2 separate regions of the Homo sapiens genome follow, and region 1 is linked to region 2. The links are chromatin loops, found by intact Hi-C in ENCODE. Cell type or tissue: ascending aorta. All regions are shown on one strand. Links, peaks and the distances in the headings refer to the core of each region. The heading gives the core; the rest is flanking DNA. Region 1 holds the start of LOC105375377 (a long non-coding RNA gene). Region 2 has its middle 72 kb from the start of PCLO.

The links. A loop is a pair of places that touch in the nucleus more often than their neighbours do. Peaks named below come from ENCODE experiments on the same cell type or tissue, not always from the same donor. Only the 100,000 strongest peaks of a DNase experiment are listed, where the experiment ranks them.
Region 1: it touches region 2 in a loop (4-fold over the local background); 2 of 110 quality-filtered maps call a loop at or near these places.

Annotation. Positions count from the first base shown.
Region 1 is chr7:83,170,117-83,181,830 of GRCh38, reverse strand. It overlaps LOC105375377 (a long non-coding RNA gene), which reads left to right and starts at 6,371. Exons shown (of 3, transcript XR_927715.2): 1 at 6,371-6,423. In ascending aorta, for the core only: no CTCF peak of the experiment used is centred there; no DNase peak of the experiment used is centred there.
Region 2 is chr7:83,229,008-83,240,721 of GRCh38, reverse strand. No RefSeq gene overlaps it. Among named protein-coding and RNA genes, the nearest start is that of PCLO, 72 kb to the right of the region's middle. In ascending aorta, for the core only: no CTCF peak of the experiment used is centred there; no DNase peak of the experiment used is centred there.

The sequences.
Region 1 (11,714 bases), core at 2,139-10,138, 59 kb after region 2:
AATGTGACAATGGATTAGTATGGAAGTTTATGTATCTCATCACAGTAAAGGCCATATATGACAACCCACAGCTAACATCATACCGAACAGGGAAAAGCTGAAAGTTTTTCCACTATGATCTGGAACAAAACAAGTATGTTCACTTTCACCACTCCTATTCCAAATAGTATTGTAAAGCCCTGGTCAGAGCAAATAGGCAAGAGGAAATATAAATTACATCCAAATTTAAAAGGAGGAAGTCAAATTGTCCCTGTTTGCAGATAACATTATTTGAAAAGAAATCTAGAAAGCAATTCTGTTTTTAATAGCTACCAAAAATATAAGACAGGAATAAACTTACTGAAGGAGGTGAAATATCTCTACACTGAAAACTATAAAACATTGATAAAGGAAATTGAAGAAGATAAACATAAATGGAAAGATATCCTGTGTTCATGGACTGTAAAAATTAATAATGTACTCTCTGTCAAAATACCAATGACATTCTTCACAGAAATAGGAAAAACAATTATAAAATTCATATGGAACTACAAAAGATCCCAAATAGCCAAAGTACTCCTGATCAAAAAGAACAAAGCTAGAGGCCTCACAATACCTGCCTTCAAAATATACTACAAAGTTATACTAACCAAAGCAGCATGGTACTGCCATAAAAAAATAGACCAGTGGAACAGAATACAGAGCTCAGAAATAAATTAACACAACTACAGCATACTAAATTTCAAAAAAAAAGGTGTCAAGAACACACAATTAAGGAAAGACAGTCTCATCAATAAATGGTGCTGGGAAAATTGAATATCCCCATGCAGAAGAATGAGACTGGATTTCTACCTCTTACTATATAGATAGATAAACTCAAAATATATTAGAGACTTAAATTTAAAATCTGAAAATATAAAACTACTAGAAAAAGAAAAACAAGATAAATGGTTTACCACACTGGGGTGGGCAAGAATTTTAAAAATAAGACCTCAAAAGCAAAAACAATACAAGCAAAAGACAGACAAATGGGATTACACCAAACTAAAAAGCTTCTTCGCAACAAAGGAAACAACTAAAAATGTTTACATGACAACCTACAGGATGCAAACCAATATTTGCAAATGATCCATCTAAGAATGGGTTAATATTTTGAATATATGAGGAACTTAATTCAACAGCCAAAAAACCAAATAACCCAATTTTTAAAATAGACAAAAGACCTTCATACATATTTCTCAAAAGGAGACATACAAATGACCAATAGGTACATTATAAAGTTCTCAACATCACTATTTATTAGGGAAATGCAAATCGAATTTATGGGATACCACCTTATTTTAGCTAGAATGGCTATTTTCAAAAAAACAAAAGAAAACTAGCATGGGAAATGATGTGGAGAAAAAGGGACACTAACATACTGTTGGTTAGATTATAAATTAGTAAGATCACTATAAAAACAGTATGAAGGTCTTTCAAAAAAAACTAAAAACAGAACTAACATATGATCCAGGAATACTGGGTATATACCCAAAGGAAATAAAATCAGTATATCAAAGAGCTATCTGCACTCTGATGTCTATTACAGCACTATTTACAATAAGCAAATGTGGAATCAACTCAAGCATCCAACAGTGGATAAATGGATAAAGAAAATGTGCTAATTATACACAATGGAACACTATTCATCCCTATGAAAGAATGAAATCCTCTCATTTGCAACAAAATGGATGGACCTAGAGGACATCATCTTAAATGAAATAAGCCAGACACAAAAAGACAAATATGACATAATCTCACTCATATATAAAAACTAAATAATAATAATCATAAAGAGAGTTGATATCATCAAAGTAGACAGTAGAACAATGATTACTAGAGATTGGGAAAGAGAAGGAAGGGGAGGATAGAGAGAGATTGGTCAAAGGGTACAAGGTTACAATTAGATAGAAGGAATAATTCTGGTGTTGTTGCAAAATAGGGCGATGATGGTTCATGGTAAGGTACTGTATATTACAAAATAGCTAGAAAAGAGGCTTTTCAATGTTCTCACCACAGAAAGAAATGATAAATGCATGATGTGATGGATGTGCTAAATACCCTGACTTGATTATTATACAACATACATATGTATTGGAACATCAGCATGTACCCCATATAAATGTATATCTAAATGTATAATTACAATGTGTCAATTAAAAAAATCCTTAACTTAAAAATTGTGAGTCAGACTATGTTACTCTTGTCATCATTAGCTTCCAATGGCTTCCCATTGCTCTTGGAATAAAATCCAAATCCTTTGTCCTGGCCTAAATGCCTGACATGATCTGGTTTCCACCTACTTCTCTCTACTTCATCTCAGATACTTTCCCTCATGGCTTCCTTTCCAACTATAGAAATTTGCCTTTTTTTTCTATTCCTTAAACTAACTAAGTTCTTTGCTATTTAATGATTTTTAGACTTAGATACTTTTTTTCCATTGAATACTTTTTCCCCAGGTCTTCACATATTCAACTTTTGGGTCTCAGCTTAAATGTCACCTCTTTGAAGACACCTTGCCATGCTATTCCATCAGATGTTGTTTCCTCTTGTCACTCCATCTCATTTTCCCATTTGTTTACTTCCTGGCATTTGACAAGGTCTATAAGTTTCCTGTTAGTTGTGTATTTACATGTGGTTAACAATTCTTATTCTAAACAATGTAAGCTCCACTAGGGAAGAACTTTCACCAAATACTTTATGCTACTTCCACCCCTGAGAGGCCCATTTCTATGAAAAACTTGGAAGAAACTGTTGAACATTCTTTTATAAATTCTGGCTCTGTGTCCGAACCCCTTATCCTCAATGGGACTGCATACTCCTGTTTACACATCTGTAAAGAATGTGTGAATCCAAATGTCATTGTTTGTGGGATATGGGTTATCATAATAGGGCCACATCCAAGGATAATAAAAGTAGAACACTCTTATGGGTATAGGGAGGGGGAGTGGATAGAGGATTTTGTTGAAAAAGTTATTTCATACTAAAAAAAAATATTAACCCCTTCAATTGTAATCATTTTATACTGTTCACAGTGCAGCTACCACAATGGTAGACACACAAGGCCTATTAGAGAGTTGTAATTGCTGAACAGGATAACATAAGATGTTTCTTTGGGAAAAGTTTCTGGAGATGAGACTATAACTGCTTTGAAGATAGGGAAAGTAATGTTATCCTGTGAATAGCACGGTTAGAATTCAGCCACTACCAGACTTGTCCATGCCAGTACAGTATTTCGCCTAAGTTTCTGGAGTAGATTCTAACTGGTCTTCCTACCTCCCTTTTTGCTCACTAGAATCTATGCACAATAGCCAGAGTGATCTTGTACACATTTAAGTCAAACCATAACACTTACTTGCTTAAAACTCTCCAGTAGATTTCCATCTCACCTAGGGGAAAGTCTTTACAATTTACTAGCTTCTGTGTGTCTGCAGCTCCTCGTTGTCTTTCTCACGTCATCTCTCATGGCTTCCACCACTTGCTTTGTCTCTCCTAACCACACTGGCCTCCATGTTCCTCTGTATCAATAAGGCAGCCTGCCAACTCAGGCCTTTCGAGTTTGCTTTCTTTGGCCTGAATTATCTGTCTCCAATTATATGCATGGCTTGCCCACACACGTCCTTCAAATCTTTGCCTAAATGCCCTCTTAGTGCAGCCTTCCCTTCCATTTAAAATTGGAACACTTGCATTTCCATGAGGGTAGAGACTCTTCATTAATTCATTTATTAATTCAGGAAATTGATCACTTACTATCTCTAGGAACTTGGGATAAAACAGATAAAAATACCTGCCTTCATGGAACTCACATTCTAAGGCATAGAGATGAAGAGATTTTTTTTTTAAGTGTGTGTGTGAGGAGGCGGTTGTGGGGAGAGAGAGAGAAAATTGGGGAGAGGAAAAAAAGGAGGGAAAAAGAGTGGAGGTGCTAAAAGTGAATGTGGAGGTTGTAATTTGATACAGGAAGGAGTCTTTTAGCCAAGACTTCTTATATTAGTATTCATTACCAATATAATGAGAAAAAAATGAATTATAAAAATAAACATTTTTTTACAATTGAGTTAACACCTAGGTGGGTTTTACCACCTCCTAAATTATCATTGTGTAATAATGTATACTTATTTTAATGAGAAGTTCTATGAAGTTTTAAACGTGCAGGCTCTGTATCCCAACTGACTGGTTTAGAATTTCATCTCCTACTCTTACTAGCTGTGACCTTAACACATTCTACTTCATTTCCTCATCTGAAAATAGTGGTATCTACTGGATTTTTTTTAAACTTCTCAAATTTTGAAATAATTTTAGACCTACAGATAAAATTGCAGTAGTAGTAGAGAAAGACCTTGTATACTCTTTACTGAGCATCCTCTATTGTTAAAATATTACATAACCATTGTGTTTATTGAAATTAAGAAGTGAACATTGGTATATTACTATTTACTAAACTACAGATCTTATTCAAATTTCACGATTTTTTCCACTAATATCCATTTACTGGTCCAACATCCACCCAGGATCCCACATTGGATATAGTTTCCATGTTTCCTTAGTCTATTTCAATCTGCAATATTCTTCAGTATTTCATTGTCTTTTCTGATCATGCCACTTTGGAAAAGCATTGGTCAGATATTTTGCAGAATGTCTGTCAATTTGGGTATATATGATGATTTCCCATGGTTAGAGTGAGGATACTCCTTATGGATAGAGTGCAAAAATAATGTACCCTTCTCATTGTATTATATTAGGCAGCAAATAAGGCAGTAGTACATGATGTTAATATGTCATGTGATGTTAGCCTTGAACATTTAGTTAACCACTTGCTTTGTCTGCCCTTAGCCACAATGGCCTCCATATTCCTCTGTATCAAGAAGGCAGCCTGCTGACTCAGGCCTTTTGAATTTGCTTTTTAAAGTCATGTCTATTGAGGTGCCCTACTTTAAAGTTGCCTTCATGGAACTCACATTCATGGAACTATTTTCCCATTTATAATAAATATTTCGAGGGAGACACATTGAGACTATGCAAATATCCTACTTCTTCTTAATCTTTCACCCACTAATTTTACTATTTATTGGTAATCTGGCCTGCATTACTATGATAGTACTCTAATGATGACTTTTCTATTTGATGGGGTTGTTCACTAGCTTAAATAAGCAAAATAATGTAAACACAGAAAGTTCTTATTTCATGTTAAATATTTGTTTTTAATTAATGAATATTCATAATGGCTACTATTTATTTAGAGTTTACTAAGTGCCAAGTGCTGTACTACATATTTTATTAGTATGACTTTGTTTAATCATCACAACAACTTTGTGATGAAGGTACCATTGGTATCCAAACTGTATAGAGGAAGAAAATGAAGCATAGACTAGTTAAGCAATAAAACCAAGGAAAGTCTTTTAGTCACTGAAATGAAAGGATATTTTTGGGAAATCTTCTATGCAGTCTGGATCTCAAAACAAAAGAGCATTAAGAAAGGCACATTATTTCCGTAGTGTTCTTGCCAAAAATGCATAATGTAAATCTAAACATAGGAAGACACCAGACTAACACAAATTAAGCAATAATCTGAAAAATAACTGACCAGCCCACTTCAAAAGACACAAATAGCTTTTATACAACCCTTTCACATCCAATGTCCTATATTTGTTTCTAATGGTGCATAATCAGGAAGCCTACAAAGCCTACAAAAGGGAGATGTTTCTGTCCTTCAGAATTTCACAGTTAAAAAAATCCAAATACCATTAATAAGCATGCAATTTTATTTATTCATTGGAGTAAATAAAACAGTTCAATTTTGAGAGAGAAATTAGATAATTTGAAAGGTAAATATTCAATTTAAAAAAGACTTCTTGGGCAATACATACTTTTCTCAGAATGACCAATGGTCCCTTAGAGATAAGTCCGATAACCACAGAAATCTTAGTGAGATATAGTTTATGTAGCTGTTAGAACCTAACCCCTACCTTGTATGTTCTCCATAGTCAATCCCTACATTTCACTTTATCTATGAAAGTAAGAGGCAGCAAAGGATATGGCTCTGAGAAGGGTGGGGAAGATATGCTTGTCACAATTCTGGGTCATAAAAGCAATTATAATTTTCTGATTTAGGCTACATCAAAAATGCTCCTTTGTCAAAATGGATGCATTAAAATGACTCATGTGCTCAGGCTTATAATTTTCTCCCCTTGTCCTCATCTCTGCAACTACTGCCAGCTCCTATTCTGTCTACTTCATTGCTTATCTAAGATTTTAAGTTATTGGAGAGACTGTGACCTTAAATGAGTTGATGCTATTGTGTGCAGAATTCTGTTTTGTTAGTGGACAGTTCTATTTATCAAATGTTATTTGAAAGAGGAGAAATGAGAGACGAAAGGAAAGACCATACTTTCCCAAGTTTAAAAGGTATGATGAAAAATTGCAGTCCTTGGAACTTCAAGGCTTTTTAAAAAATAATTCTATATTTGTTCTGAAATAATGTTTTTTTCTGAAATTCTAGTCACTCTAGTGGCTTTGTTTTTCAAAAATGAGTGAGAGAGAGACTGCTTATTGAGCAAAATATATAAATTTTAGCCTACAAATGCTGAAATTCCATGGATATTTATTTTATTTAAATAAACTTAAAGCTGACAGAGCTCCCATTCTTCTGGGCTGGTGAAACAGTCAGTTTTAGTCATTATTGGGGTTCAGTGCTCCTTGTGTTTGCAACCATTCAATGTCTTGTGCAGCAATAAGGGAGGCCACTGGTCATTGGTCTTTCTGGCTTCAATATGTGTCTTTGTTCTAGTCTGCAAATAGCCTGAAGTCTGGAGACTTTCCAGCTCTCAGGTCTTATATGAAGTGCGTGGCTCTTTGGAGAGTCTGACCACCACTATACATAGGATAGCGCCTCTGGAAACACCATGTACTTTATACAACTATCTGTTCTCATGTCTTAGTTGTTCATCTCTCTCTTTTTTGCTTCTTTTTGCCTTCTGTCCCTGGGTTTCTACATAGCTTCTTCTTTCTACCCTGAAAAAGTTCCTGTGGCAAGAAAATACTTACATGTTTATTCTCCTATTTAATGTAAAAGAGAAAAACGGAAAAAAAAACCCACACAAATACTTCTCACAAAAATTATCTTTCCACCTTTGCTTGTAAAGATAAGGAAAAGAGTGGATATGCCTTCAATTTTTATGTTTGGAGTGCTTAGATGCACTTAGACCAGATGATGAAAACTCTAAGACAATTGCCACATATCTGGCTTGGGTGAGAAGTGTAGCCATTTATTGACATGCTTAGCAAAGCAGAGTGAGAGGGTTTGAGGAGGTATAGTAAGATTTGGGCATTTTGAACTTACAGTGCTGGAGCAACATTATTGTGCCTTGTCCAACAGAGAGGTGAGTATAAAGTTCACAGAAACAGTGAAGAATGAAGACAAAATTATAGTAACTGAACAGTGCGTAAGTGGTATTTAAGTCCAAAAAAAAAAAAAGAAGCATGATTTGTATCACACAAAGATAGCATGGGAGTTACCCCCAGAATTTATCAGGGGAAATGCATTATAATTCAATTTCACCTAGAATCTAGTTTTGTTATAGGTAATCTGTTGTTATTCATTCATTCATTTAACTATTCTTACATTCAGAAAATATTTACTGAATACCTATTACATGTGAGCCACTATTCTGAGGATTAGAGATAAATCCCTAATTTACATTCCAGTTGGGAAGACAAAATAAGTAAAACAAATACTATATCAGATGTAGATAAGTGGACTTGAAGACAAATAAAGCAATGAGGATAATAGGGAATGCTAAGGTGGGTAGGGGTTAACATTTTAAAGAGACTGTTCACATAAATTCTCACTGAAAAGGTGATGCTGATGCTAACTACTGATGAGCAAAGGCCTAAAGGGGGTTATATGCTTATAGGAAGGAAAAGTATTCCAGGCAGAGGGAATGGCATGTGCAAAGGCCCTGAGGCATAAGCATAGATGGTATGTTTGAAGAAGAATACATTGGTCAATGTGGCTGGAAGGATGTGAGCAAAGAAGAGAGCACTAGAAGTAAAAGTGGGTGGGTTTAAGATCACATGGAACTTTGTAGGATTTGCAAAATCTTTGGTTTTTCCTTTTATTGACATGGGAAGCCATTGGATGAGTTTGAGGCAGAGGAACTGACATGATCTGATAGCATCACACTGGTTACTTACTGTGTAGAGAGTAGATACACAAAAGTTGAGCAAGAGTGGAAGCTGGCAGACCAGACAGAAGCTATTGAAATTATTCAAGTGGAATTAAATAGTCAAATAGCAGTGTCAGAGATGAGACATATTTGGATTCCAGATAAATTCTGAAGTTGGAGACAATAGGATTTCCCACTGGATTAGCTATTTTGCGTAAGAGAAAGACAAGTTAAAATGATCCCAATATCCCAATATATTAATATCTAGCTTTAACAATGAGAGAGGTGAAATTACTATTAAATGATATGTGGAAATGGAATAGCAAGTTTGGGGTCAGGAGTGGAAATCAGTATTGATTTTGGACATGTTAATTTTTATATGAGTATTAAATATCATATGGGCTGGACACTTAAATCTGAATAAGAGCATCAGTTCAGCTACAAAGAGGAACAGAGAGATGGGCTATAGCTGGAGGGAGAAATAAGGTCAAGAGAAAATTTTAAAAAACATACTGGGACTAGAAACATGCTTGTCTGTTGATGGGAAAGATACTCGAGAGAGAGAAAATTTGATGATACTGGATCTTTGATTTAAGCTATTAGATCTCAGAACTAGGTTAGCCACTGATGAATATTTATGAGTTTTTCTTATGAAAAGTAATTTATTGGATTAAAAAACACATGGAATATAGGACATTTTTGTAAGCATATTGCTAAAGGTATTAAAACATATTGACTTGATAAGATAAATAATATTTCAATCTAGCACATGATATTTGCCAGATGATTGAATCAGAGAGGTAGAGTGAGCAGGAATAATTTTATGGAGGACGTGCATTTCAGAAGGTCCATGAAACTTGGGTAGGATTTGAATAGACTGGAAAGGGGTGAGAATACAAATGCTAGGGAATGTCTGAACATCACAAAGAGGTAATATGAGATATATCTTGGAAGGGAAAAGGAGGTTCATGTGAGGGGCAAGGGGAAAATAATTAGGAAGGGCATGTTTGTACTAGAGATTGTAGGGTATATAACTTAAAAGCTGTCAGTAAAGGAAGGTATCTCAAGTGACTCACATACTCTGGCCTGGGCCAGATTTTTTTCTGAAACAAGTTAAAAATGTACTGTGGGCCTGAAAGATTGAATAGAATTTTATATTAGTATCAAATTTATGGTCAGATGTAAGGCATGTTAATCTTTCAGATTATCTATAATGGATTTCAAAATATTGCTAACTTATTCTGAAAGTTAGTAAGACCTGTAGAATTTATGAACGCCATCGACAGAGGCTTATAAAAGAAGAGTAACTAATGTTAGTTCTTGACCTTAAACAGATTTCTAGAAATAGAAATAGTTACATGGAAAGTGAGTTGACATATGACATTTATTAGAAATTATTTTGAAAGCAAATATTCTTTGTAGGTAAAGGAACATATTCACTACAGAAAACCTCCGAGACTAAGTTAGGAGGAAGTATTTTTTCCTTTATATTGTCATCACTATTATCTGACCTACATGATTGTTAATTGCAACTCTGACACATACAGGAGTGGAGGAAGTTCAACCTGTCACTACTTATAATTCAGGCGCACAAACCAATGTGCTCAAAGGAAAATCAATAATAGGAATTAGTGGAGATGCAAAGAAGAAAATGTGGCTGAAGTCTATAATATATTGTGTATCTTGTCCTCTATCTTTTAAAAATGTAGTTCAGCAGACAGGACTAAAATCAATTATGAAATTTGTAAGCCCTAGCTAGATATTTCTAATTGGTAGAAAGATTGTGTCCTCCCTTAGCGAGAAGCGGAGATTGTAGAACAGTCAAATACATAATGACTGCAGAAGACAGGCTATGAACATAAATTAAGAAGCCAGGTGGGTGCGGGTTTAAAGGAGAAGGCTGCTACCCAACTGCAGTTGGTTGTTGCCAAGTAATAATGTACTTGGTGCTTCAGACTTCATTTTTCCAAAGAAATAAGAAATCTATAATTTGTAATGGGCAATCTGCCAATTTAAAAATATAGCACATAAAAAATTACTGTGTGGGGAGGACAAAACATATCCATGGAACACATTAAGTCCCCTGGCACTTGGCTTCTCATCTCTAGTCACTTCTGAAGGGGAAATGGACATGTGATCACCATATTATCCTGACCTATACCTTAATAAGGATTTCTAAAACTTCCCAAACATTTTTGCCTAAACCCAATTCTCAAGATGAATTTTTCTCCCTTTATTAAACTCAAAGTTTTGTTCCCTTCCTGTTTTCATTTGTTTTAAATTTAAATTTAATTGTGTTTTAATATTGGCTCTGCATGTGATAATCAATGTTTTGGGAACAAATTACAGTACAGTATTTTCAGAAAAATAATAGATGATAAAAAGAAGTTGTGAAATGTTTTAATAGCCTATCTTCATGCTTAAGGTGACATTGACATTTATCAGAGTAGCATAAAAATTTCTAGTTTTTAAAACATTGTTAAATTCTCTTCTATATTTAGCCTTGCTCATCACACCTCAAAAAGACTCTATCTTATAATATGCTCAGCAGAATAAGGACCAGTTCCAGGCTCAAATACGGAATTCCAGTTACAACTCCAGTATAACCAAATATATGCCCAGTCTAAATGCCCACATTCACTAAGCCAATAGCATACAGGGGAAAAAAGAGTTACATAATATTGTTTCTGTTTCCTAATCAGCTTTGTGTATGCCATGGGATTGAAAAAGCATGTTGAAGCAGCACTTTCCGGGTGCTTAAGTTACAAACTGCAGTCTGTTTATCCAGTCTAAGGCCTCTAAAATCAGAATATATAACATCTGCTCTTCCATCAATACGTCTCCTTACCCATCCTCACTGATCTAGTTTAGAGTTCATTCTTATTATTTATTTCAAACTGTAAGGTGCACATGAATCACCAGGGGATATTGTTAAAATGCAGATTCTGAAGCAGTAGGTCTGGGGTCAGGTTTGACAGTCTGTTTTCCTACAAACTCTTAGATGCTTATGTGGAAGGTCTAAGAACCCTACTCTCCCCAGAAAGATGGAATAGTTTTTTTTAAAAGTCTGTCTCCCCAACTAGAATATAAATTCTAAGCACAGAAACCAGGTCTCTCTTGCATCCCACTATACCTCTAGCATCAGCACATAGTAGGTGGTTTAAATAGTTGCTGCATGAAGGAATTCTGCCCTGCTGAACAAAACTAGGAGATCATCACTAACTGGCAAGGGAGACGGGCAAGCAGGCAAGAGACAGAGTTCCAAGTCTTGCTACTTGGCCACCTAAAGCCAGCTGGTGAGCTGTAAGGTACTGCCATGTTTCTGGCAGTAGATGGCCCATCTTTCCTCAGGATGTCTGCTTCTTGGCCACCTAAAGCCAACTGGTAAGCTGTAAGGTACGGCCATGTTTCTGACAGTAGATGGCCCATCTTTCCTCAGGTTGTCTTTGAGAATGGAATGAAAATACAAATGCCTAGAAAGAAACTATATTCATCACTTCAGAAAGAGCCTTTCTTCTATGGAAAATCTCT
Region 2 (11,714 bases), core at 2,164-10,163:
ATTTGAAATAGGCATCATATGGTGAAAAGAGCATTTAAAAATAATTATACATTCATACATATATGTACATATACCAATACCTAAATTATTATTAAATACAGATTTTTATTAATTGAGCTTATCTCTATATTATGCCAAGAAAGTTTTCAGGGCAATGTAATATATTATAATTTATGATTATTAGATTAAGATATTGGAAGAAGATATTAACATGAGTTGGACTGTGAGGGTTAATTTTAGTAGGATTGAAATTAGCCTGATATGTTTTACTGAAATAAGAATGTACTGAGCACTGAACTATGGTCAAAGCATAAATCATACTGATTATGAGTGTTGCTTTGTAATCATGCGTCTGAGAAGTTTGGGGACAGTCCATATCAGCTTGTCAGGATTAAAGACTTGCAACTTGTCTCAGTGAGATCTTTTAAGGGCTCTGTGATTGGAGCTGATCACATAGCAAGAATATGCCAGTAGGATTAGCAGGGAATGTGTAACCCTGGTTGAAGCTCCATTTACACTCCCTGATTTCTGAGGTTTCCGTATATTTGCCAGTGGTTCCTGACTTCAGAGAGAAAGTTCATCTAGCATGACCTTTACAAATGGAAGTCAGGTGGAACTTGCACCTGTGGATTGGAACTTGGCCTTTCTAGATTAATTGCTGTGAGGCAGCCATTGGTTATCAATCATATCCTTGCTTTAATGCTGCTGCTGAATGATATACATTTCCAGTAGTAAATTATAATTTTGTAAGTATTGCATGTTGAGTATTGTGAGTCTTATTTAGCAATTGAATACTGTCCAGTTAGTAAAGATGGTGTCAAAGTGGGATTTATTAAAAGATCATTTACTCACTGTTAACCAATAATATGATTAAACTATTATTCAGAAATAAAAAATGATTCTTTAAATGTGTTAAAATGAACCATTGATGTTGCGTAGTTGCCTAATACAAGTTTGGAATCAGTATTGATAATAATACTTTCCATGGAATGTAAAAATGGTAGAATCTGAACATCAGGAGCTATGAAAATGGATTAAGAGGAACTTCAAGCTGATAGCAGATTAGCTAAAAATTTAGTTCATTAGGTACTGCTTTCAGGACTAGCCAAAGAAAATCTTTCAGTTGAGCTTTGACCTCAGGCAAGAGGAGCTCCAACCATAGAAACTTGGGCAACTACAACATTTGATAAATTGGCTACACCTATGAGACCAGTTACAATTAAAATAGTAGTTAAAATTGGGCAAGTTGATAATAAAAGGAAAAAAGTCATGAAAGTAAAAAGTAGTATACTGAAGAAATCAAGTAACTGCAGATCATTAGAAGAAATTCTCTGATGAGCCCTTGTTAAAATGACTCTTGAAAACTTTAGATCAAAGAGCTTTGTCTATGGCATTGAACAACTCAGATTAGAGAAGAATGTTTGAGCTCACATGCATACTCAAGTGGCTGCTCTCTTTATGGTGATGATTTGGATACAAGCAATATTGGAGTGTCTGTATGACAACAAAAGCAACCTCACTGATGATATTCCACTTACCTATGTAGTAACTGCTACTGTATTAAAAGAAAACCTGCCAGCATGGGCAGTCTGTATGACTTTGTTGTTGGATCCTCAGGAGTATATAAAGAGGTAGTTTCAGAACTTTTATCCCAGCTATCTCACATAAAACCTCGATATGGTTTGGCTATGTCCCCACCCAAATCTCATCTTGAATTTCCACCTGTTGTGTGAGGGGTCCGGTGGGAAGTAACTGAATCATGGGGCAGGTCTTTATGGTAGGACCATAAGCCTCATGAGATCTGATGGTTTTAAGAAGGAGTTTCCCTGCACAAGTTCTCTACTCTTTTCTGCTGCCATGTGAGACATGCCTTTCACCTTCTGCATGATTGTGAGCCCTCCCTAGCCACATGGAATTGTAAGTCCAATAAACCTCTTTGTTTTGTAAATTGCCCAATCTCGGGTATGTCTTTATCAGTAGTGTGAAAATGCACCAATACATACCTGAATGTTAGGGCTTTATAAACAGAAAAAAAAATAAGAATGGGGACAACAATTCAGGCAATAAGTGTAGAAGTTTGGAAATGGCTCATTCAAATGGCATGAAAAAAAAAGAAATTGATGGAGTACCCAGCAAAGCCTTGATAGAATTTTATAGAAGCTGAAGGTGCCCCCAACTGCCTCTCTATAAACTTTCCAGGATGTGAAGATTCCAGGGTACCTAGATGATTGATTTATTTGAGCTCAGAAGAAGTTCAAAGGAAAGGTTCAGCTGAACCTCTAGCATTAGATGTGAAAATACTATGTTTAAATATTAATGTGGTGATATAGGAAGAAGATTGACATGATTGACATGAAAGTCAGTCTCTTGACTCAGTCCCTGTTGGGACACTTGAGGCCTTTTACAAAGCTTGGGTGAAATGCCTGTGGATAGAGAAGAAATTCTTTTTGGTCTACTACTCTGTAAAGAGCAAAAAAAAAGAAAATCTGAATAAAGGTTGAAATTATGATTTAAAAAGTATACTGTGGTAGCATCTCTTTTATGTCAATAAATAATTGGATATAATAATGAAAAGGTATAGATATAGTGTGAGAATAAAAAAATAACTTGTAGATTTTCCCTCTATCCAGCATTAGTTGGAAATGCAACATGAGTGCCTTTACAGTTCCTAAGCAATATGAGTGATATATTTGAAGCAACTCAGAATATGTGGAAGGCAACAATAAATTGCCAGAATAATTAAGGCAGTGTGGAATTCAAGTGTGTCAATGCCTACAAACTTGCTATACAATAGACCAGCACAGCCAGTGAAGCAGGTTGGTGTATGATGGAGAATGACACTTGACTATGGAAGATTAAAAGAACAGTGTTCTCAGTAGCTTTAGTAGTCCTTGATATGGTGCTATTTCACTAACACAAGGTAAAGGTAACTAGTATTCTGTAGTTGAATTTGGCAGATGGGTTATTCTTAATATGTCAGCAAAGAGAGCCAACAACATTTTCAATCATGTTAAACAGTTATCAATATGCATTTATTGTACTAACAACCTCAAGAGCATTTGAACTTTCCTATAAAGTATGACAATCTGGTAAGGCAGGGCTTAGATGCAATGCAAATTGACTTTGTTCTACTATAATATGTTGATGATAATATAATTATTTCTGAAACTGAGGATCAAACTAACAACGACCATACTAAAGTCATAAATCATGTGGCTGACTGGGGATCATTCTTTAATCCTACTAAAACTCAAGACACTGCACAGCCTATGGAGTTTTGCGTAATTACATAGGCTGGAGCAATATATGACATACCATATAGCCTTGGCCTAAATTGTTATTGCTCCTCACCCCTCAGACTAAAAGGAAGGCTCAATGCTTAGTTAATCTATTTGGCTTTTGGTGAAATCATGTATCTTATTAAGCATTCTGCTAGCCCCCATCTAGAAAGTTTCCTCAAAAGAAAAACACATGTATGTATAATTTGATTGGGCACCCAACAGCCAGACCTTTCTTAAACCACAAGAAGCTGCAGTTCAAGCCATTCTATTAAGGCTATATGATCATAATGCTAGAATTATATTTAAAGTGTCAGCCACAGATTCATGCTATTTAGAATATCTGGCAAAAGCTAATAATCACTGCTCAACAGCAATCTCTGGGCTTCTGGACTGGAAAATTATTGTATACAGCATTCAAATACATCCCATTTGAAAGAAGGAAAGAAAAAGAACAAGAGTTCAAACTGGGCATGTTGAGGCTGAAGTAACAGAACATTCTAGAAGTAGTTATTGTGCACTGAGACAGCCCCAGTAACTGAAGTATGTGATATTACATTAAGACCTGAAATACCCACCATATCATGAATGATGCCAGAAAAGCACTCCAACAAGGCAATCAAAGAAGTTTTATCATAATATGAAGATATACACAGGAGCAGGAAACAATGGTTGGGATGCATCATAGAAAGTTGCACCGGCTACCTCAGGCTGCCATAACAAAATATTATAGAGTTCCATAAACAACTAAAATTTATTTTTGTACACTCAAGGACTCTGAAAGGCCAAGATCATGGTGTCAGCATGGTCAAGTTCTGGTGAGAACCCTTTTCTTGTCTTGTAGACAATTGCTTTCTCACTGTGTCCTGACATAATGCAGAGAGAGAGAGAGAGAGCATTCTCTATCTCTTCCTTTTCTTAGCCACTAATCCCATCACGAGGGCCCTACTGTTATGACCTAACTTAATCCCAATTACCTCCCAAGGCGCCATCTTTAAATACCATGGCATTGGGTTGTATGGTTTGAATGTATGTGTCCCTCCAAAATTCATATGTTGGAACTTAAACACCAAGCTGATGGCATTAAGAGATGGGGACTTTCGGAGGTGATTAGACAATGAGAGCTCTGCCCTCATGGGTAAGATTAATGCCCTTATAAAATTATAAATTATGGGCTTCAGAAAGTAGCCTATCTCTTCTGCCATATGAGAGCACAGTGTTCATCCCTTTTTGCTCCTTTCTACCATGTTAGGGAATATCAAGAAGGTACCGTCTTGGAAGTAGAGAGAAGCCTTCAGCAGACACTGAATCTGCCTGTGCTTTAATGTTGAACTTCTCAGCCTACAGAACGATGAGAAAATGAATTTATGTTATTTATAAATCACTCAATCTCAGGTGTTTTTAGAGTGGCACAAACTAAGACATTGGGGATTAGGGATTCAACATACATATTTGGAAGGGACACAAACGTTCAATCCATAACAGATATCATTATATTTACGAACAAGTAGCCAATTTAGCTCTAATGACAGTACCTAATTTAGATTTTTCCTAAGGAGTTACCTACTGCTGCTGGTAAATGGGCCCTTCCTTTAGACCAATCGGCCAAGGTTGCCAGGCAGTTGGCTTAGTTCAGATAGCAGTTCCAGAATCAGGGGACAAAGCTCATTACGGAAAGCTACCACTGCTCTCTTTTTAGCAAACAATAAACTCCTTATCGAGAAAGTTCATAGTTGGTTAGCCTAGTGGCCTGAATTACAATTTCTGTTTCCAGCAATGATAAAAATCTGCATACACACCCCCCACCACCACAAACAGACACACACACTATTTAATTATGTATAGTGCTAAGTTATGGCATGTTGTCAAAAGAATTGCAACTGGCTGGGCGCAGTGGCTCACGCCTGTAATACCAGGACTTTGGAAGGCTGAGGCGGGTGGATCACGAGGTCAGGAGATCAAGACCATCCCTGCTAACACGGTGAAACCTGTCTCTACTAAAAATACAAAAAATTAGCCAGGCGTGGTGACGGGCGCCTGTAGTCCCAGCTACTCGGGAGGCTGAGGCAGGAGAATGGCATGAACCCGGGAGGTGGGCGGAGCTTGCAGTGAGCCGAGATCGCGCCACTGCCCTCCAGCTGGGCGACAGAGCGAGACTCCATCTCAAAAAAAAAAAAAAAAAAGAATTGCAACTTAGTCTGGAAAATGGTCCATAGCTACCTGCATGATAAAAGAGACTCTCATGTAGGACACTGTTATATGTAAATCCCTATGGAAAATTTGAGGTCAAATTGAAAAGGATATGTTACTGTTCACCAAAGAAATCCTATACCAAAATCTGATGGTGATTGAATCAAAATGTTCATGTCCTAGATCTGTGTCTTAAAATGGCAACCCAGTTCCATGAAATGAGTACACATGAGGGAAATCAGGCCATGAAGAGATGAGCCAGACAATGTATATCACTAACCCCTGAAAATGCACAAACTGTTAATAAAAATTTCCCTGTATGCTAATCAGAAAGACAGAATTTGCAGCTCGCCCTAGGAAGTAATTCCAAGAAAAGTCTAGCAACAGGTGTCAAGTAGATTGCATTGGCTTTTTCTCTACTTCTTTGAAGGATGTAAATGAATATTGGCAAGGTTTCTTAATAATATACTCTGAATTTGGTTTGGCATGAGCAGTGACTGAGATCAATGTTGATAATACTATCCAATAAGTTGAACAAGAATATTGTAAATAGTCTGGCCATTCTACTTAGATTTCATCAGATCAATATGTTAATTTCATTGCCCACATGAAGCACTTATGCATGAAGAAGTATCATGTTCAATAAACTTATATTTTTGGTGCCACTCAAAGTAATGGGTTAATAGAAAATTGGAATGGACAAATATAACCCCTTCTTAAAAATATGGGGGTTGCCAAACAATTGAAGAGCTAGTCTCCAAACAGAATTCTGTTTACCACTTATTATAAATTGATGAAACTAAACATGAGTTTCCATTAGGTAAATTATTACATATTTGTGGTAGAAATAGGAAAGAAGGGCTGGACAATGACACAGCAACTGACATAAAAATACTTTGTACTTCAACTTAGTTTTCTTTTTCAATGAAAAAGGCCCAATAGTCCTTGCGCTGACACTATCACTAAAGATCCGAATAGCTGGTAATACTGCAAAACAAAATTCATGTCTATTAAGTTGAACACAACTGCAAGAATTCAAAAAAGATTTATGAAATGTTTTATCTCTTACCTACATATCATCAAGTTGGAAGTGACTGTTCCATTTCTTTGTACTCATCTATTCTTACTTCCTGCTATTGAGAATAAAGTGAAAGCCCTGGCACAGTACATCTTGATGCGAGTAATATGAAATACACCAGAGGGCAAACCAGAAGGACCTACTTCAGAAGTGAAAGCTGGATTAAAATTAATTATCAAAAGAAGAAAGTTGTGACTGTTTCTGAAAGAAAGAGAGCCAATGAGTGGGTTTTATACAAGGGATTCTAACATATAAGCCAGATAAAGGCTTAGAGCAAGAGAATAATAAGCTTTCTCAACTTAGGTTGAAAAGTGCCTTAGGGTAAAGTACCTTGTCAAAACCTCTTCTTCTTTTAAAGAACCAAGAAATTAGCTAAGCAATGGTCAACCTAATGAACATGTTTTTGGAAATGATCCATACCCTTACTCTGTCTATGGCTATGTGGAGCAATACAAATGTGGTTATTTCTTTCAGCTCTCATTTCCAAAGTACAACTATTATCAAGGACCTGTGTTTTGAAGCAAGTGTGGAAATGTGTGTTCCCAGTTGAATCTGGAGAACACTGTGTGTTAATTCACAATCTAAAAGAACATGATGTGGCCATTAATTGTGATTATGGTTTAATGACAGTAGCAAGTCCCATCTGTCATAATATTATGTGAGAAACTAGCAATTTGCCTTATTGTATGTGGAAACTCTAAAGTAGCTGGAGGAAACAATGAGTTGTGAAGCACTGACAAAGGAAAATAACCAGGTATACCTTGGTAAGCCTGAATAACTGGAAATGAGATGTCAGAGATTTGATGTGGACAACAACGTAAAATGTGGTTAATCATGGCTACTACTAATGTGACCTTATCTTGGCAGATTCAACAATTTTGTTCCCAGATTTATTTCCTATACATTCTGAAGTGTTTAGTACCTAATGGCAACATCAGTTTTAATGGATCAAATGGCACTGGCCAGTGGAAAAAAAAAGAGCTTTAAATAATTAGAAATAAGGATAGGAATAATTGTCTGGTGAAGTTTGCTTTTAATTAGGGAAGATCTGTGAGGGTCAAATAGCTCATGATCTTCTTCCAGAAGATGGGAAACCAACTAGAATGATATAACACTGACAAAAATGGACCTTGCAATTAAAGCAAACATTAAGATGACATGTCCCAAACCAGCAAGTGAAATGAGCTTGCATGTTAGTTAGCATGGCTGCCTTCTTCCTGTGTCCCTTACATGGTCTTTCCTTGGTGCATAGGCATCCCTGGTATCTCTTTGTGTATCCACATTTCCTCTTCTTATGAGGACGCCAGTCAGATTGGATTACTGCTCACTCTACAGCCTCATTTTAGCTTAATCACCTCTTTGAAGGCCCTATCCCCAAACACAGTCACATTCTTGGTACTGGGGCTTCAACATATTAATTTGGGGGGGACAAAATTTAGCCCATAACACATGGTCTTTAACCTACTATCAGAAATAATATATGATATATGGGAAGGGGTAAATTTTATGGAAGAAACAAAATAATTATATTGCAATAATATTTTGTTTACATTACAACCGTATATTCAGAGTATGCCATGATGCTCTTATACAGAATAATAGAGATCCCATGTAAATTTAATATTATGGAACCTAGTAATACTTTGAACACTAACACTGAAGATCAAGTGTATTGAGAAATTGAATTAAAACTCTTTCAGGATGTCATCGAAAGGGAAGTGGTCTGAAAAAAATTTAAACCTTATCAATGATAAATATATTATAATTATTAGTCATTCAGCAGATGCAAACCCTAAAGTGCAGGTATATATAGATCAAGGATGAAACAAGAAACTTAGGTTAATAGAAAACTGTGAGAAAGTTTGTGCTGGTATTATCATATGATTCTGATTCTATTTGCTGTTTAAATCCATGTAACTCCTCGATGGTTATTACAAATGTTTGGAATAGGTATGTGATTTTGTTTACGGATTCTAGTTACACAATATGGCAAGTAATTGCTGTCAAACTAGAGTGATTGTTTTGTCATATCAAGTCCTTGAGCACAGATAAGAGACGTGGATGGTGTTGCTGTGAAGGTTAATTCCAACAAGTCAGGAATGAGCCTGATCTGTTTAATTAAAATGAGAAATATGAAAATACGATTAATAGTATTGATAGCAACCATGATCCAAAGAGTTTCAGGGAGGTTTATACTGCTTCTTAGCACTGTTTATTGATAACAGAGAGATTGGTGAATTATACCTAGTCTCAGTGAAGTGCTTTTGAGGTTGTGCTTTTGGGATTGGTTTTGTAGCAAGGTTGTCTTTTGGGGGTTGGTTATATAGCGAGGTTGTGTTTTGGGGTGGGTTATGTAGCAGGAATGTTTTTATATAATCAGTAAAAACATCCCAGTTTTTCAGATATCCCAAGTGAGACTCCATATGGGCTCCCTGTTTCTGAGATGCTCTGTACACACACCAGTGGTTTCTGATCCAGGAATATATCCAGCACACCATTATAGAAGGGAAATAATTGAAGCTTGCACCCGTGCCCTTGTTGAGAGGCATATTCTTACTTCACGCATATCCTTACTTCAACAATAATGCAGCAAACTGTAGATTTGTAAGCACTTCATTTTGGGTCCTATGAGTTTTCTTTAATGATCAAACCCTGTTTAACTCCCCCTCATAGTCTAAGAACGTAAGCTATTACTGTTAAAGAATACAATGGTAAAGTTTGTGTACAAGCCATTGTTGTTGTCTTGTCACCTCTTAGTATTTAAACAGGTCTCAAAGATAGTTTGCTGGCTGTTCTTTCACCACTCAAAAAAAACCCCACTGAGAATATTTATAGAAGTGGTAGCAATTTACACCAAAATCTTCAAAACCCTCAGTAATTTTTAGGACCTCTTACCATCACAGATAGAACCTTCTAACATTGAAACACATTGCACGGGACGAATGCTAGGATTCAGTAAGTAGAAACTGCCCTATGGAGTGGAAAACGCATTGAAAAAGGAGTCAGGAGAAATGGTCCTAGTTTTGCGTATTTCACCTTAAGTAGGAACCACTCAGCAAGTCATAACCTCTTTCTCTGTATCAGTTTCATTATAAAATAGACGTGCAGGACTACATGATTTCTATCTCCCTGGGTCTAGAATCATTTGATTCAACCATGGTAGGTAATCAGTTACCTAAAAATAATCTAAGCTTAAAACTGTAAATTAAAGAGAATTTTAAACACAAATCTAGAGGCAACGGGAAGGAATGCTAAGGAGTTACAATTGTTTTAAATGTTCCATTTTGTCTACTGTTTTTCTCCAAGTCAGGATATGCTATTTAGAAGAAGATACTATGTAATTAAATTTAATTTTACTAAGGAAATAATAATAGAGGTATCTATTATTTTTGCAGAATATTTGCAAAAGAAATAATTGGCTGTGGTAATTTTTACATGCTTCTTATTAATTTATTCTTATTGATAATAATTCTTATTAATCTCCTAAATTGTCCTTTAAGAAAGTTATTATTCCTATTTTATAGGTAAGGAAAACAAAGTTCAAAGAGTTTAAATAACTTTCCTCAGATCAGTAAAAAGTTACAGCTATTTCTAAATCATAGGTATGTATAGAAAATATACATAAGCTGTCTGAAAAGAGAGTAACTGCTGAAAGGATAATTCAAGAAACTGCAAAAAGGGAGTAAAATAAAGGAAACTTCAGATTGGCTTTGTAGTTTAATATAAGATATGTATTACAAATAATTAGCAGACAAATTGGTCACAATGATTCTCAGGGTCTTGGCTCCTTCTCTTTTTGATCTGTTTTCGTACCATTTCTGGTTCTTTTGGGTACATATTCTTATCAGAGTATACTTGAGCCTGACTCCAGCTCCTTCTCTACTTTCATACAGTTGATTCTGTTTTGTTTTATTTCCATCTGCTAATTTACTTAGCTCAAGAATACTGAATTCCAGTTTCACTTATGTATTCCAATTCTCTCTTCTGAATATCCACTATTCTGTTAAAGCTCTGTATCTGCATAAGGTTCTTCCCAATTGCAAGAAACACCATTTTTCAGAAACAGAAAGACTGTATTATAAGAATTTCTTCTCTGAAAATAGAACAGACTAGATGTTTGGAATAAATTTCTGGTACAGAACATACATAAATGCCAGGTAAAATATTAAAAGGATCTTTAAAAAATTAAGTGAGCAGGAAGAAAATAAAGAATATAATGGGAAGCAAGCAATGACAAGAAAGTGCTAAACCAGAGAAGGAAAGAAGGTAAAGAATAGCACGTGCACTGTGAGAGAATTGTGCTCATGATTGGACTCATTAGGTTTCAATGGGTTTGTTTCGAAACCATAAGAACCAAAGGCCTGTGCCTACTTTAGACCCACCAAAATGAAGCCTTTAAAAAGGCTTAATAAGATTAACAAGACAGACATAATTTGAAAGCTGAGTTCCACTAAGTTAGAGGGACTTGGGAAAGACCTTGGCCTTTTCACAAATTCAGTTTCACAAGGTCATAAAACCAAGTCTTTGCAAGTACAAGGTGATCCATTTTAAGTAAAATTTCTGCTAATATTGAATCAGAGTTTTTACATTGTATAATCCAAATATCCAAGGTTTTCAATAAAGAATCAATAAATATATAAAGGGACTGAATAACAATCAGTTAAAACCAAATCCAAGATGGCACAGATGTTTAACTTAGCACCCAAATATTTCAAAGTGGCTATTACAAATATATTGAAATATTTAAAGAAAAATGTGCTCAAATTATTAATTAAAATATATTAATTATTAATTCCTTAATGTAGGAAATTTCAGAAGAGAAATGGAATCTATAAAATAAATTAAAAATTTTAGAAATAAGTAATAAAATGAAATGGAATTTTCACTGAATGAGCTTAACAGATGATTGCGAATAAAAAAATTAGTAAATGTAAACTCAAAGCACTAGAAACTATTCAATCTGAAAATATTAAAGAAAAATGGAGCTTCAGGGATCTGTGAAACAATATCAGAAGTTTCTAACATACAGGTAATTGAAGTCACTGGCAGAGAAAACTATTGATTGGGGCAGAAAAAGAAAAAAATGATTTAAAAAGTAAAAGGTGAAAACTTCCCAAGTTTGAACTAAAAAAATCCTGATTTATAGATCAGAGAAGTTCAGCAAACTG